2 separate regions of the Homo sapiens genome follow, and region 2 is linked to region 1. Evidence: read pairs that join two places in POLR2A ChIA-PET (ENCODE). Cell type or tissue: Caco-2. All regions are shown on one strand. Links, peaks and the distances in the headings refer to the core of each region. The heading gives the core; the rest is flanking DNA. Region 1 overlaps LOC105372853 (a long non-coding RNA gene). Region 2 has its middle 17 kb from the start of IL17RA.

Evidence for each region. ChIA-PET counts read pairs that join two places held together with the same protein. Peaks named below come from ENCODE experiments on the same cell type or tissue, not always from the same donor. Only the 100,000 strongest peaks of a DNase experiment are listed, where the experiment ranks them.
Region 2: POLR2A ChIA-PET joins it to region 1 with 5 read pairs; 1 of 35 experiments calls an interaction of 5 or more read pairs at or near these places.

Annotation. Positions count from the first base shown.
Region 1 is chr22:18,058,985-18,064,361 of GRCh38, reverse strand. The region is part of intron 1 of LOC105372853 (a long non-coding RNA gene); the gene reads right to left. Among named protein-coding and RNA genes, the nearest start is that of PEX26, 16 kb to the left of the region's middle. RefSeq lists an enhancer at 2,625-3,125. In Caco-2, for the core only: no CTCF peak of the experiment used is centred there; a DNase peak (open chromatin) is centred at 3,031.
Region 2 is chr22:17,065,454-17,070,830 of GRCh38, reverse strand. No RefSeq gene overlaps it. Among named protein-coding and RNA genes, the nearest start is that of IL17RA, 17 kb to the left of the region's middle. In Caco-2, for the core only: no CTCF peak of the experiment used is centred there; a DNase peak (open chromatin) is centred at 2,600.

The DNA of each region.
Region 1 (5,377 bases), core at 262-5,261:
GAGGCCGAGGCAGGCGGATCGTTAGGTCAGGAGATTGAGACCATCCTGGCTAACATGGTGAAACCCCGTCTCTACTAAAAATACAAAAATTTAGCTGGGCGTGGTGGCGGGCGCCTGTAGGCTACTCAGGAGGCTGAGGCAGGAGAATGGCGTGAACCCAGGAGGCGGAGCTTGCAATGAGCCGAGATTGCGCCACTGCACTCCAGCCTGGGCAACAGAGCGAGACTCTGTCGAAAGAAAAAAAGAAAGAGAGAGGGAGGGAGGGAGGGAGGGAAGGAAAGAAGGAAGGAAGGAAGGAAGAAGGAAGGAAGGAAGGAAGGAAGGAAGGAAGGAAGGAAGGAAGGAAGGAAGGCAGGCAGGCAGGCAGGCAGGCAGGCAGACAGACGGGACTTGTACAAGCAAAATAGGCTGAGAATATCAACATTCAGTTAGGAAAGCAGAGGGGAGATGTGATTGGACGCTGCCGTCCTAGAGGCCTCGTTCAGGCAGGTTGGGAACGTACAGCTGGAAGAAAACGTTAGTCAGATATTAGCAGGAACCATCTTGATTTACTCAGTGTTTTAACAGATTTCCACTGTGGGGATTGTCTCCTTGGAATCAGAGTTGGGAGTGAGTGTGAGACCCCTGGAATCCCTTTCTGCCCTGGAATTCTATGCTCTAGGCCAGCGGTGGCCTTCCTGGGACCCAAGTTCCGTTAAAGCTATTTTCATCAGCAGTAAATTAGCTAGTCTGGGAGGATGGGAAAGTAGTGCTTCTAAAGGAGGCAATTCACTAGGTCAGGATGCCCTGGGGCAACAGTGGAGCAGCTTTGGATCCCAGAACAACAGCCTCCAGTGTTCAGGATGCGGTAGGTTAAGTGGGGAATCTCCACAGAGCCTGACCCATCCTCAGAGCGGGCAATACCAGGACCCCCGGATAAAACCGCAGAGACTTCCGAACTCCCTGGGGCTAACAGCTCACCATTTGTAACACTAGCTATTCAAGGAATGAAGCTTATGGTGCAGGCTTAATCTTAACAATAATCCTGGCTATTGCCATTAGACTGAAGCTCAGAAAAGTTAAGAAATTTGCCTGACACTACAAGCTAGTAAATGGCAGGGCCAGATCCTAACCCAGAAATGGGACATCAATTCGGCTATACCACATCACCCCAACTCCCAGTGCTCCTCCCAGAGGAACCGATTCAGTGAGTTGGCCGGTGGCAGGGATGGTCTAGCCTAAGCTCCACAATTCCCTCCCCAGAATAAAAGGGAAGACCGAGATCTCAGTGCCTATCAGATTTATGTTGGTGGCACACGAGCGCTGCCTCTGAAGACAAACATATGTGAAGCTCCCGGTGTCCTTTTTCCTGGCTGGGCCAGGTTCTTTCAGCAAGCAAGAACTCACTGGGCTGTGCAGAAAAAGCAGGGTTGGAGGGGAGAGTCGAGCTAAAGAGGCGTCTGAAGTAGTGGAGAGAGCCCTAGGCTGGGTCAGAATGTCTAGGTTCTTTTTCCGGTTAGTGCAGAACAAGTTACTTCCTCTCCAATCCCCAGAATCTTTATCAAGGAAAAGGGTGTGGGGTGGTGAAGAACAGAGGTATTAGCATAAGGAAATGCCCACTATACTGACCTTGCTGGGTTATAAGGATAAAATGCAATCATTACTGTGAAAGAACATTGACTAATATGAAGTGCTGTATGTAGTCATGTTTTATAAAATCCTTAAGCTCTTGTATCATTGACTCTCCAGCTCAGTGTGTTTCATAGCGAGGTGCTGGCGCTCAAATGGCCCAGCCTAAGCATTGCAATGCCCTAGGGTTCTCTGTGATCTGTTGATCATATCATCCAACCACATCAAAATCTTGACAAGATCAGTCCTGCCTGGCTGTCCACTCTTGAACTCTAGACTCCTGATATTAACCTCAGTCCCACTTTTCTAAACAAGTTGGCCAGGCACGGTGGCTCACGCCCGTAATCCCAACACTTTGGGAGGCCAAGGCGGGTGGATCACCTGAGGTCAGGAGTTTGAGACCAGCCTGGCCAATATGGTGAAACCCGTCTCTACTGAAAATACAACAATTATCCGGACGTGGTGGTAGACGTCTGTAATCCCAGCTACTTGGGAGGCTGAGGCAGGAGAATCGCTTGAACTTGGGAGGTGGAGGTTGCAGTCAGCCGAGATCACGCCATTGCACTCCAGCCTGGGCGACAAGAGTGAAACTCTGTCTCTAAATAAATAAATAAATAAAACAAGTCAAGTTCTTTCTCATCACTGGACTTTGCAAATTCCAAGTCCATAATTCAGAATACTTGGTCTGATCATCCCTACCCCACATCTAAGGTCAGCATGTCAGCATTCAAAAAGCAGAGACCAGCAGGCATGGTGGCTCACGCCTGTAATCCCAGCACTTTCAGAGGCCAAGGCAGGTGGGACACTTGAGCCCAGGAGTTCAAGACCAGCCTGGGAAACATGGCAGAACTCTGTCTCTACCAAAAAGAATACAAAAATTAGCTGGGCCTGGTAGCAGGCACCTGTAGTCCCAGCTACTCAAGAGACTGAGGTGGGAGGATCACTTGAGCCCAGGAGATGGAGGCTGTACCTATTATTGAACTACTGCACACTACTCCAGTCTGGGCAACAGAGTGAGACCCTGTCTCAAAAAAAAGAAAAAAAAAAAAAAAGCAGAGACTGTCTTGTTTGCATCATATATTGCAATATCAGTGCAGTGCAGAATGGGTGTCAGTAATTGCTTGATGAAATGTGAATTTCCCTTCGATTTCCCTTCCCACCTCTGCCTATTTTTTCCTTGCTACTGAGATGGTGATTGTTCTGACCTCATTCTATGGGGATGCCACAGAGATTAGCTCATTAAAAATGGTGAAGCTCTCCTGACACTTTGTGTTAATGTTTAACAAAAATAGCTGGGGGTGTAATGACTCAGGGAGACAACGAGAAACCCTTTGACTTTCTTAGACTGGCAGGACAACAAGTTACCCCCGTTCTCCTCCCACACACACTGGCTCTGTGGGAGCCCTGACCCTTGCCCTCAGTGCCTCCCACCCTGCCCTCTCCTCTGGGCAAGGCACGTTCCCAGCCTTAGCCTGGGAGGCTGAACCCCACCCACCGTCGCCTTGGACATGGCCTCTCCCTCTGGGAGATTCTTGCAACCATGAGATGGCTGGAGCTTTTGGAAGCATGGCAGAGTCTGGAGGCCACAGTCACCTGCTGCTGAGGTTCCCGTGCCCCTGCCCCTTTTCCAGATCAGACTACGGAGCTGGGGCACGTGAAGAAGGGCAGTTTACTTAGTTCTTCCCTAGGATGGAAAAAGGGAGGGGAATGGTCACTGGCAGTGAATAAATTAAAGACCCATGCCAGCTGGAGACCATTGGGGAAAAACAGCAAATCTGTGAATTATCCTGTTTACACCAGAAGTAAACTGATAGTTTGGACCTTTACCTAATAGATTGTGCTGAAATCACAGGCCATTCACGAGGACAAATGCATGGAGCTGTGCCTCTGCCCCTCCATATTCATTGAAGACTTTGGCACCACTTCATTCCAAGTCTTGCCATCATCGTGGGTAACTTCAATGTCCAAACAGACCAACTATTTACAAACTCAGAATCACAACCCATTAATGTGTCACGAAATTGATTTCGAGGACTGTGGCCAGCAATCTTTTTTTAAAGAAACAGAGTAGAAAGAAAATATTAGAGTACTTCACATGTAAGAAAGGTGGTTTGGGGGTAAAATATTTATTTTAATTATATGTATAATATAAAACATATGCCAATAATAGGTTATTTCCATGACATAATACCTTCATGTGTAATAGGTCATGGTGTAAACTACTTTTCTTGTTGTGGGCCATAATCAAAAGTCTAAAAGAGAAAGGAGTATATACAATGGAATGTTATTCAGCCTTACAAAGGAAGGAAATTCTGATACATGCTACAAAACAGTTGAACCTTGGGGACATTTGTGCTAAGTGAAATAAGCAAGTCACAAAAGGACGAATATTGTATGGTTCTACTTTTATGAGGTACTTAGAATGGTCAAATTGATAGAGACAGAAGTCTGGAGAATGGTGGTTGCCAGAAATCCGGAGAATGGTGGTTGCCATGGGCTGGCCAAGGTAGAGGGGGAGGGATGGGGAGTTGTTTAATGAGTACAGAGTTTCTGTTTTGCAAGATGGAAAGAGTTCTGTGGCTGGGTGGTGGTGATGGTGGTACAACCATGTGAATGTACTTAATGCCACTTAACACACTTAATGTTCTTCATACAATGTACTTAATACACTTAAAAATAGTTAAGATGGGGGGCCAGTCACGGTGGCTCATGCCTGTAATCCCAACACTTTGGGAGGCTGAGGCGGGCAGATCACGAAGTCAGGAGATCAAGACCATCCTGGCTAACACAGTAAAACCCCGTCTCTCCTAAAAATACAAAAAATTAGCCAGGCTTGGTGGCGGGTGCCTGTAGTCCCAGCTACACGGGAGGCTGAGGCAGGAGAATGGTGTGAACCTGGGAGACGGAGCTTGCAGTGAGCCAACATCACACCACTGCGCTCCAGCCTGGGTGACAGAGCAAGACTCTATCTCCAAAAAAAAAAAAAAGGTTAAGATGGTTAATTTTGTGTTACATATATTCTACCACATTTTTTTAAAGCCCTAGGAGAAACCTCCCACATCCTTGACCTCATGTCACATGACCTTCATCTCCACTCATTTTTCAGCTCCATTCTGAAGGCTACACCCTGGTCCCAGCCATCATCAGAAACTATTTTATCTTCCACTCTCTGATCTCAACATCCTATCTTTCCAACTTTCTCACTCCTTTTCTTCCTTCTGTAACAATGGTCCTATCTGCTTGCATCATTGAAACTCTTGACCAATCTACCGTCTCCTAGTCAGGCCACCTCCATTCCTCCCAAAATTGCTGCAACAGTCTTGCTGGTCTTCCTGACCAGCGTCCTGCCCACTCCAGTTCATCCTCAACATCGCATTAGGAGTGACATCTCTGACATTTCAATCCGATCTTAACACTCCCTATTTAAAACCTCTCAGAGGCTCTCTATTGACCTCAAGATAAAGTCCAAACTCCCTAACAAGGCAGACAAGCTGGGCGTGGGGTGGCTTCTGGTTGACATGCCTCCCTTCTCCCCTGTCCTCCTGCATGGGCAACGTGTAACCTTTAACTTTACCAGCAGGTCTTGCAGTGTACTGAGCTTTCACTTTGCTTCTGGGTGCTAGGGTCCTCCCCAACCCATTCCTTCTTCATTTGGCTAACTTCTATCACTCAAGCCTGGGTTGGCGAGCACTTCTAAGAAGTTTCCTTCTGTCCTCACCAGGCTGGATCTGGGGCCCCCAGGTGAGGTCCTGCAGCACCTATGCCTGGC
Region 2 (5,377 bases), core at 173-5,172, 990 kb after region 1:
AATAAAATTCAACATACCTTTATAGTAAAAATCCTCAGCAAACTGGGTATAGAAGAAACATACCTCAAAATAACATAGGCCGTAGATGACAAACACACAGCTAACATTGTATATTGAAAACCTTTCTTCTAACATCTGGAATAAGACAAGGATGCTCACTTTTCACCACTTTTATTTAACATAATATTGGAAGTCCTGGAAGAGCAATTAGGCAAGGGAAAAAAATAAAGAGTACTAAAATTGGAAAGAAAGAAATCATAGCCTTGTTCACAGATGACATGAACTTACACTTAGAAAAACCTAAAGACTCCACCAAAAAACTGCTAGAACTGGTAAACTAATTCAGTAAGTTGCTGGATACAAACTCAACATACAGAAATTAGTAGCATTTATATATGTCAATGGTGAATAATCTGAAAAAAGAAATCAAGAAAGCAATCTCATTTACAATAGCTACAAAAATATGAAATACATAGGAATCAATTTAGACAAATAAATGAAAAATCTTGATATGGTTTAGATGTTTGTCCCCTCCAAATCTCATGTTGAAATGTGACCTCCAGTGTTGGAGGTGGGCCTACCCGGAGGTGTTTGGGTCACGGGGATGGAATCTTCACAAATGACTTGGTGTTGTCCTGCAGTAATGAATGAGTTCTCACTCTATGACTTCATGCGAGATCCGGCTGATCAAAAGAGCCTGGCATTTCCTCCCGCTCACTCTTGCTTCCTTTCTCACCATGATTTGCTTGCTCCCTCTTTGCCATATGCCATGATGGGAAGCTTCCTGAGGCCCTCATCAGAAGCAGATGCTGGTGCCATGCTTCCCTTACAACCTGTAGAACCATGAGTCAAAATAAACCTCAGGAGGGACCACTCTGGAAGTAGACCCAGCTGTTCTGATGCAATTCAGAAACTCTAACTAAACTGAAATCTGTAACTCATCTCAGTTCCAAATTTTGGACTGAGCAGCCCCAGCCAAACTGAGACAGTAATTCTGATCTCCTTAAAGTGGTAAGCATAGGAAAATGCTGTGAAGGTGTAGAAATAAGCATTGTGATAAGAAAAATGTCTACCAAATCCGTGATATTACTACTTTGCATTAGGTTTAGAAAAAAACTGAAATCATCATGGTAATTTGTATGTATTATTTGTTTCTTAAGGCATCTGAAATATTTTGGAGAATGTCATGTTAGAGAATCTGGCATATTATGATTGTGATATTAATTTGAAATAGTTAAGAGGATTTGATATTCATCTTGTGACTTATTTTGAAATATTAAAAAAGTTGAATGATAATAGATTCGAATATTTTTAAATGTGTAAAATAATTTGATTATTTTGTAATCAGTATTGAGATTTTTCCAAATAATTTGATTTATGAAAATTTTAAATTAAGACTTAAGTTCTGGGTAAGGAATTTAAACGCTTAGGGTGGTTCTGTCATAAAGAAACGAAAGCTTGTCTTATTAGGACTTTGATGAGAAGGTAGGGTACATTATGTTGATGACTATGGTTTGACGTGCCCAGGAAACCCAGTTATCCAATTTCATTAACATATCTTCCAAAAACAGATGTTAAATACCTTTTAAAGAACTCTGCTGTTAGCTGCTAAGGTTAAAAACTTAAAAATTTTCAGGCTGGGTGTGGTGGCTCATGCCTGTAATCCCAGCACTTTGGGAGGCCAAGGTGGCTGGATCACCTGAGGTCAGAAGTTTGAGACCAGACTGGGCAACATGGTGAAATCCCATCTCTACTAAAAATACAATAATTAGCTGTTGAACCCTAGAGGTGGAGGTTGCAGTGAGCTGAGATCATGCCACTGCACTCCAGCCTGAGCAGCAGAGTAAGACTCCGTCTCAAAATAAATAAATAAATTAATTAATTAATTAATTAATTCACAATCAAAGTGATTTGAGGAATGGGGATAAGCGGAAGTTCCCTTGTGTTTGCTGGAATCTGAAAGGCTTTTTGATGGAGTGACTTTTGAGAAGGGTCCTGAGGAATGAGACAGTGGGTGAAGGGGGAGAAGGGCATTTTAGGCAAAGGAAAGGCATAGAGTTTTTTCAGGGGATGCAAGAGGTCTAATGTGACTGGATTGGCTGATGGGTTACAGCAGGGGAGTTGGGCTGTGAGGAGCCATGGGTGTGTGTTGGGCAAGAAGGAGACATTTTGATTTCACAAATACTTATGGAGCGTGATGAGCCATGCACAGCACAGGCACTAGACTCAAAAGGCCACAGGAGGGAGAGCTTCAGAGGCTCCACGGGGCCTTTGACAATGCTGAGGTGGGGATCCAAGTCAGATCCCAAGGAGAAAGTGGCTATTGTGGAGGTGGAGCTCCCATGCAAAGCAGGCCTGACTTAACAAATCTTAAAAATAGCAGAAAAGCCAGTTTCAGTGTGGGGGCTCGAAGGGGCAGCAGAGGAACCCCCTTGCAATTCTGAGTAGAGTTTTGCGTGGCCATGACCCTTTCCTCTGCCTCCCACACATCACATTCTTGTCCTCTCTTCATGTTTTTTAGCCACTCAGGCTGTAGCTCTGTTTGTTCAGCACAGGTTTGCAGATAAGCTCAGGAAACCTGAAGCCCAGGTGACAGGGGAGGAGAGGAACCCAGTATTTGCTGAGCACCGACCAAATGCCAGGTCCTGGTTGTCTTGTTTAATCCTTACAACCCCCTGTGAGGTGGGCATTTTATAGAAGAGCAAACAGGCCAGAGGAGTTGAAGTGCTGTCACGCATTGCTTAACGGCAGGGATAGGTTCTGAAAAATGCATTGCTGTTGTGGGAATATCAGCATGTACTTCACAAACTTAGATGGTAGAGCCTACTCCACCCCGGCTAGACAGCATAGCCTACTGCTCCCCGGTGGCAAACCTGCACGGTATGGGACTGTGCTGAATACTGTAGGCCGCTGCAACACAGTGGTAAGTATTCAGGTATCTAAGCATAGCTAAACATATAAAAGGCACAGTCAAAATACGGTTCTAGGCCAGTGGCTCACGCCTCCCAGCACTCTGGGAGGCCGAGGCGGGTGGATCACTTGAGGTTAGGAGTTTGAGACCAGCCTAGCCAACATGGCGAAACCCCATCTCTACTAAAGTTACAAAAATTAGCTGGGCGTGGTGGCGCATGCTTGTAGTCCAGCTACTCAGGAGGCTGAGGCAGGAGAATCATTTGAACCCGGGAGGCAGACGTTGCAGTGAACAGAGATAACGTCACTGCACTCCAGCCTGGGCGACAGAGTGAGACTGTGTCTCAAAAAACAAAAAACAAAAAACAAAATACGGTATTATCACCTTCTGGGACCACCAGATGGGTCCCTCATTGACCAAAACACAGAGTGGGACTGTAATTTGCCCAAGGTCATGTTTTGAGGAAGATGGCAAAGTTCTTCCCACTTTCCCACACCTGCACTACTCCTATTCTTGGATCTCCTGGAGGTCTTCAGTTCCTTGAACCTTCCTTTTTTTTTTTTTCCCTCCCAGTCTTACTGCCCGCTTTGGCCTCTTTTCCTTTTCTACCCAGCCTAAATTCAAGGTTGGTGACAGGGACTCTCACCAGTGTCAAACCAGGCAGACCACCTCTGCTGACTGGGGCTTGGGACTGTGACAACGCCCACTGGGAGCCCTTGGGGTCAGGGGTTCCACAGTGCACAATTCCAGGAAATGCCATCACTGATGTAGTCCATGTGAATGGCATCTCCTGGCGTTATTCAGTTTACAGCCTAAGCCCCTGTATGCCAGGTCCCTGCCAAGGCTCTTTCCTTCTTCCTTCCCTCCCTCCCTTCCTTCCCTCTTCCTTTCCCCTTCCCCGTTTTCTTTCTTTTCTTTCTTGCCTTCCTTCCTTCTTTCTCTCCTTCCTTCCCTTCCTTCCTTCCTTCCTTCCTTCCTTCCTCTCTCTCTCTCTCTCTCTCTCTCTCTCTCTCTCTCTCTTTCTGGAACCAGTAAACAAGATGGGGAAAGGACATATGTGAGATCAAGGCTATGGCCTACATGATAGGACCTGGCTACCTGGTGCATCCTTGCTCCTTACAGAAGCACAGCTGAAGTTCATTCTCCTTTTCTGTTTTTTTTGTTTTTGTTTTTGTTTTTGACGGAGTCTCGCTCTGTTGCCCACGCTGGCGTGCAGTGGCGCGATCTCGGCTCACTGCAACCTCTGCCTCCCTGGCTCAAGCGAGTCTCCTGCCTCAGCCTCCTGAGTAGATGGGGTTACAGGTGCCCACCACAACACCCAGTTAATTTTTTAATATTTTTAGTAGAGACGAGTTTTCACCATGTTGGCCAGGCCAGTCTTGAATGAAATTCATTATTATATGCAGTCTGTACAGAGCAAGAAATCTTCCAGGCCAGGGAACCAGAAGCATAGGCCTGCTGCCTTTCACACACTTTTTTTTAGGCTAACAGGTACCAGAAACCCAGAGCCTTCTATTTTGTACAAATCTCTAGTGAATGTACTTCTCAGTCAGGGCTGTGGGGACCAAACCTTCCCCAACCTGATGCATGCCATCCTGCAGCTCTCCAGATGGGTGGGATGCATGGGTGTGGTTCCCCTCAGAGTGTCTGACTATGGGGTGACAGCTATGTGGTCTGCCTTTATATCTGACTGACAGTTTCCTTATCATGTCCCTTAGCAAGATTTTTTTTCATCCCCTTGCAGTTCTTTTTCTTTCTTTCTTTCTTTTGACAGGGTTTCGCTTTTGTTGCCTAGGCTGGAGTGCAATGGCACCATCTTGGCTCACTGCAACCTCCGCCTCCCAGGTTCAAGCGATTCTCCTGCCTCAGCCTCCCAAGTAGCTGGGACTATAGGCATGCACCACCACATCCAATAATTTTTTATTTAGTAGAGATGGGGTTTCACCATGTTGGTCAGGCTGGTCTCGAACTCCTGACCTCAGATGATCCACCCGCCTCGGCCTCCCAAAGTGCTGGGATTACAGGTGTGAGCCACCGAGCCCAGCCCCTCTTGCAGTTCTTCCAGTGTTCCTAATCAGCCCTCATGGGTGGGGCTCGCAGGTTCACGCTCTCCTGGCTCCCAGATACCGTGGAAGCCACTGCCAGCTCAGGACGCTGTGGCAGTGAGATTTTCAGCAGTGGCACAGGGCCGGCACCCAGCATGAGACTCCTCCCTCCCTGATTCTCTGGGGAAATATTTGATTGCAGAGGCCAACGGATGACTGTCTACTCCCCTTGCAGCAATATCTTCATTAGATTGCAATTTGTATTGTCCTTGATCTCCCTCTCTTTATTTTTAGAGATGATGTTTTGCCATGCTGACAGGCTAGTCATGAACTCCTGGCCTCAAGCGATCTGCCTGCCTCAGCCTCCCAAAGTGCTGGGATCAGAGGCATGAGGCACTGTGCCTGGCCTTGTCCTTGATCT